Linked DNA regions of Homo sapiens: region 2 is linked to region 1. Evidence: chromatin contacts called from ENCODE Hi-C or POLR2A ChIA-PET data. All regions are on one chromosome and are shown on one strand. Each heading gives the region's core, a stretch centred on a gene start or an enhancer-like site at or near the end of the contact. The rest is flanking DNA. Distances are from core to core; before and after follow the strand shown. Region 1 holds the start of NFE2L3 (NFE2 like bZIP transcription factor 3). Region 2 overlaps SNX10 (sorting nexin 10).

Evidence for each region. A loop is a pair of places that touch in the nucleus more often than their neighbours do. ChIA-PET counts read pairs that join two places held with the same protein, here RNA polymerase II (POLR2A). Pooled maps may share reads with other maps.
Region 2: a loop to region 1 is called in a pooled map, with 4 times the contacts of the local background. The contact joins the enhancer-like site here to the promoter of NFE2L3 in region 1. A Hi-C loop is called at or near these places in 1 of 168 maps with a recorded cell type or tissue (PC-9), 6 of 37 single-sample maps with no recorded cell type and 5 of 50 pooled maps. POLR2A ChIA-PET finds 5 or more read pairs at or near these places in 5 of 52 experiments (B cell, CD4-positive, alpha-beta memory T cell, HepG2 and 2 more).

What each region holds. Positions count from the first base shown.
Region 1 is chr7:26,150,789-26,153,488 of GRCh38, forward strand. NFE2L3 (NFE2 like bZIP transcription factor 3) reads left to right here and starts at 1,410. Exons shown (of 4, transcript NM_004289.7): 1 at 1,410-2,280. The coding sequence starts at 1,711. RefSeq lists silencers at 1,199-1,578, 1,599-1,668, 1,679-1,748, 1,859-2,108, 2,119-2,188 and enhancers at 1,370-2,164, 2,165-2,700, 2,309-2,498.
Region 2 is chr7:26,334,836-26,337,535 of GRCh38, forward strand. The region is part of intron 1 of SNX10 (sorting nexin 10); the gene reads left to right. Among named protein-coding and RNA genes, the nearest start is that of SNX10, 44 kb to the left of the region's middle. RefSeq lists an enhancer at 598-1,113. Within about 2 kb of position 1,261, at least 3 of the 41 ENCODE cell types and tissues checked have a DNase peak (open chromatin) inside an H3K27ac peak, as active enhancers do; they include B cell, where a contact is called at or near this core.

The sequences.
Region 1 (2,700 bases), core at 160-2,659:
GGCAATCACCTTTCTTCATCCTCTTTGCCACCCCAACCCATCTTCCAAGGCTTAACACAGAGGAAGCAACTTTCCTCTGCTCCCCTGTTTCTGCTCCCCTGGTCCCCATTCTTTTCTCTTCTTACTACACTAGCCCAGGAGAGAGATGAGAAAGCCAGGTGGAGGGAGGGGCCTTTTAAAACAAGTCTTGCTCAACTTTTTACACAACTGCCCATTCTCAGTTGGGCATCCCCTCCTGTCCCCTTTTCTTCCAAGGAAGGGAGCTAAGGTTAGTAAAACCTACCCTTGCAAGGCCCAGTGCTGGGTACTGTGCATGGACAAAGGTGAACCAAACAGGTTCCTTGTCCTCAAGAATTTACAATGGGCAAATCAGACCGATTCTCATCTACAACACAGAGTTGAATGGGCCAACTGTTACAATGTTGGCAAACGGAGAAATCACGGTGCAACAGATGGGGGAGAGATTAATGCCAACTGGTGAAAATTCAGAGGATGTAGCTTTGGAGCTAAGCCTTGAGGGTGAGTAACACAAACAATGGGTAGCAGGGAGCACTTCCTACCCATGCAGTGCTGTGGTCGGTGGTTTACATGCATTATCTCATTTGGGGCTCACAAAAGGTCTGCTGGGGAGGTGCTATTATTAGTCTCATTTTACAGTGAGAAAACTGAGGCACAGAGAAAAGGAGAGATTTGTCCAAGGTCGCCCCTCAAGTGGAGGGGGGACTTGAACTCACTCAGGGTAACTGTAGAGCTGGTGCTGTCAACCCTCAAGGAAACAACGGATAAGGAGCAAAGGATACCGAGAGGAGGTCTAGCACTATGCAGAGCACGCCCAGAGAAGAGAGAGGGGTCTGTGAGGCTGGGACTGGGGTGTGCGGAGTGGTGGGATGACTGATCCCAATGGCAACGGTGGAATTTATATGTGAAACTCCGAACTTTACACGAAATATTTCATCTGACCTCAACACATCCCTGTTTGACAGGCTCTATGATCCCCATTTTACAGATAGCGGAACTGAGACAGAGAGGTTACTCTTGCCCACTCTGCCCGCCAAGTGTCCTCACGTTGGGGTGGAAGCCCGTTGCAAGCTGCCAGGCCCCTCGTAGCTGCCCAGTCACTCTCCGCCCAGTCTACACATCCTGTCCCTTCCCACCCAGCTACCCACCACCTAGCCCTCCACCCCAACTCCCGCCCTTGGCTTTCAGCAAGGATGGCCCAGCTCACGGCCACAGGGTGGCAAGGGGCCACTTGGTGCCCAGAACAACTTCTGCTCCCAGAAAGCCTTGCGTTCCCCGGACATAAAGAGGCTTTGAGCTCGGGGAGCCCCGCCCCGTGCGGCCCCTCCCACGGGCGCGGGCCCCGGGCGGCAGGGGGCGTGTTCCTGTCGGCTGCGCCCGCGGCCGGGGGCGGAGCTTGGCCACCGCGCCGGGCTGCGGGCGGCTGGGCGAACGGGCTCGGCGCTCAGGTGGCTCCTTCTTCGCTTCTCCCGATCCCCGGCGGTGCCAGGCACGGTGCCGGCTGCCGAGGGAACGCCTTTGTGCCCGGTGCTGGGAACCCGCGACGGCCGCCACGCGCCCCGGTCCATTGTTTCGCTTATCTGGGTTCCAGGCAGGTGCGGGCGGCGCGCGGGGTCCGCACGTGTCACCCCGGCGGCTGGGGCGCCGGGACCCGCGGGCGCCGGCAGGGGCGTTCCCGGGCGCGCGGCGGCGATGAAGCACCTGAAGCGGTGGTGGTCGGCCGGCGGCGGCCTCCTGCACCTCACCCTCCTGCTGAGCTTGGCGGGGCTCCGCGTAGACCTAGATCTTTACCTGCTGCTGCCGCCGCCCACCCTGCTGCAGGACGAGCTGCTGTTCCTGGGCGGCCCGGCCAGCTCCGCCTACGCGCTCAGCCCCTTCTCGGCCTCGGGAGGGTGGGGGCGCGCGGGCCACTTGCACCCCAAGGGCCGGGAGCTGGACCCTGCCGCGCCGCCCGAGGGCCAGCTGCTCCGGGAGGTGCGCGCGCTCGGGGTCCCCTTCGTCCCTCGCACCAGCGTGGATGCATGGCTGGTGCACAGCGTGGCTGCCGGGAGCGCGGACGAGGCCCACGGGCTGCTCGGCGCCGCCGCCGCCTCGTCCACCGGAGGAGCCGGCGCCAGCGTGGACGGCGGCAGCCAGGCTGTGCAGGGGGGCGGCGGGGACCCCCGAGCGGCTCGGAGTGGCCCCTTGGACGCCGGGGAAGAGGAGAAGGCACCCGCGGAACCGACGGCTCAGGTGCCGGACGCTGGCGGATGTGCGAGCGAGGTAGGTGCAGAGCGGGAAGCGAGCGAAGTGCGGCGTCTACGCCGCCGGGAGCCCCCGAGGCTTGTGTCGGATCTGAGCAGGGGCCACTCTCGCTGTGTCCTGGCACCCTTAGCCCCTGGTCTTTGCAGGTTCGCAGATGCTGCTGCTCTGATTCCGAATGAAGGGCTACTAGTGCTGTCGCTGTGGTTTTTAGGTGTTTAAGGAAGAAGTGGACGAAATCATCCGTTTGGTTATAGAGAATACCTTTCCTTGTGTGTGATGGCTGGCAAGAGTAGTTCGGGGATGGGGAGGGGAGAAGCAATGCCCACTGTCTTCGCTCAGTACCTCATGTACACTGGGGTGTCGTTCTCTGGGACCCGTGCCCGACCTGGACGATGTGAAGGAGGCCGTGACCTCTGGGAGGATGCATGTTTTTAAGAA
Region 2 (2,700 bases), core at 11-2,510, 180 kb after region 1:
TTTCCATCTTGGTTTGCCTTTTCTAGTTCTAATCTGGGACTGAGGGAGACAATTTGGGCCTGGTTTGCAGATGGTTCTGCTTGCTCTGCAGGCCCTCCCCAAAAGCGTACGGCTGCCTGCCTTCAGCCCAGCTTTCATGTTTTGGTGCAGCTCTAATTTCTTTTTCTTTTTGTTTGAGTTCCTTTGATTGCCCAAACTGGGGTCACCTTCAAGCCACCTTGAGTAAAGGGATGCTTATGTTAAGGACACTGTGCACAGGGAACCTCAGAGATGCTGGACACGGAAGCCACTGGGAAAGTGGCCCCAGGCAGGCCTGCACACTTCAGCAACCGAAGCTGGCTCCTGTGATTCAGCTTGTCTGGTGGCCAATTTCTGTGGCCTTTAGTGTCTTTTATCTACATCATGGCTCATATATACTTGTGTTATACGGGTATAACACAAGAACCTCTGGTCCCTCAGAACCCCAGCTGTGATGTCATTATCTCTCCAGTTTCTCTTTCATCACTTTCCAGCCTCCATTCTTAAAGAACCACCAAATGTAGTAATATTTCCTAGGTTCAAGTACGAGGAGGGAGCCATTGCCCAGCCCTTTCTTCTTTTTGTGCCAGGCTGTGCCCTAGGTACCCTCTAGCCTGTGGACTGACTTCTTTCGAGTCAGACATCCATCCCTGATCCTCCCTACTGTGTCTGGGGAGGGTCATGACAGCCAGCCGCCTGTAGATCTGCCCTAGGAGCAGGACCTTGGTAGGCTCTTCCCCAGCAGATCTGGGAGGGCCCTGGCACCACCACAGATGTGTCCAGTGCAGAGCCAAGGGCATAGGTAGTATTGAGAGCAGATACGGGAAAACTTGGCACAGAACTAAACATTGAATTTAAAATAACCTCGCAGATGGAATATTCTTTTTTTTTTTTTTTTTTTTTTTTTTGAGACGGAGTCTCGTTCTGTCGCCCAGGCGGGAGTGCTGTGGCGCGATCTCCGCTCACTGCAAGCTCCGCCTTCCGGGTTCACGCCATTCTCCTGCCTCAGCCTCCCGAGTAGCTGGGACTACAGGCGCCCGCCACTGCGCCCGGCTAATTTTTTGTATTTTTAGTAGAGACGGGGTTTCACCGTGGTCTCGATCTCCTGACCTCGTGATCCGCCCGCCTCGGCCTCCCAAAGTGCTGGGATTACAGGCGTGAGCCACCGCGCCCGGCCTGGAATATTCTTAAGAGATGAAAGTAAGGAGTCAGTGATTTTTTTTATTTAAATAGAAAAATAGCTGAACATTGTGGGAGGAAGTGAAACACAGAGTGAAATTAACTTGACTGCTGTTTGTTTTTTGTGGGGAGGGAATAATAAAAGTAACTGAGCACATTAGGTTTTACTTTCTTTTAAAAAACATGTTTTGTTCTTAAACTTTAACAAATGCACTGTAATCTTTTGGCGAAATACAGAAAAAAAGGAAGTAAAAATCAGTCATAATCCTACCACTTAGAAATGACTACTGTTAATTCTTAATTTTATTGTGCATAAGCTCCAGTTCTTAAGTAAATATGTAAAAAAAAAAAAAAGTGCTTTTAAAAAATCACTTAATAATACTGTTTGAGGCCGGGCATAGTGGCTCACGCCTGTAATCCCTACACTTTGAGAGGCTGAAGTGAGTGGATGACTTGAGGTCAGGAGTTCAAGACCAGCCTGGCCAACATGGTGAAACCCCGTCTCTACTAAAAATACAAAAAAATTAGCCGGGCTTGGTGTGCACACCTGTAGTCCCACCTACCGGGGAGGCTGAGGCACGAAAATCCCTTGAACCCAGGAGGCGGAGGTTGCAGTGAGCTGAGATTGTGCCACCGCACTCCAGCCTGGGTGACAGAGCGAGACTGTCTCAAAAAATAACAACAAAAAATCAACAATACTGTTTGAACAGCCCCGATCATTTAATATTCTTTTATAACAATTTATAATGGCTATGAGGTAGTCTGTCATGCAGATGGAACATAATTCATTTTTTTTCTACTCCGCTTATGGACGTTTAGGTTTCCATTTTCTTTGATTGTTTCTTAAAAACACTGCATTTTGAACATTCTTTCCTGTACAAATATTTTGCACATGTAGCACTGATATTTTTTTAGATTGAGTTCCCAGAGGTCAAATTATCGAGTTAAAGAATATAAACAATTTATATTGTTGCTTTTGAAATATATGGCCAAATTATCTTTCAGAAATATTGAAATAGCTCACATTCCTACCAACAGTATTTAGTTCCCATTTCTCATGATCCTTGCCAGCAGTGGATATTATTACAGAAATTTCTAATTTTAAAGAAAAAAATATGGTACTTGTTTTTATTTGCACTTCTGTTAATAGCAAGATGAAACATTTAAGTAGATTATTGACCTTCTTTCAAAAACTTTATTTTTAATTGTGGTAAGAAACACATGAAATTTGCAATCTTACCCATTTTTATTATTTTTTTCACATGGTCTACACCATACTAGTGTATAGACCTTACCACTTTTTAAATGTACACTTCAGTAGCGTTAAGTGTATTCACATTGTTGTACAATAGATCTCTAGATCTTTTTCATTCACAGAAGTGAAACTCTGTATCAGTAAACAAGAATGTTCCATTTCCCCCTTAAATGCTCCTTTCACCCTTTCCTCTAGCCCTTGGCAACCACCATTCTACTTTGTCTTTATCAATTTAATTTCCTTGAAAA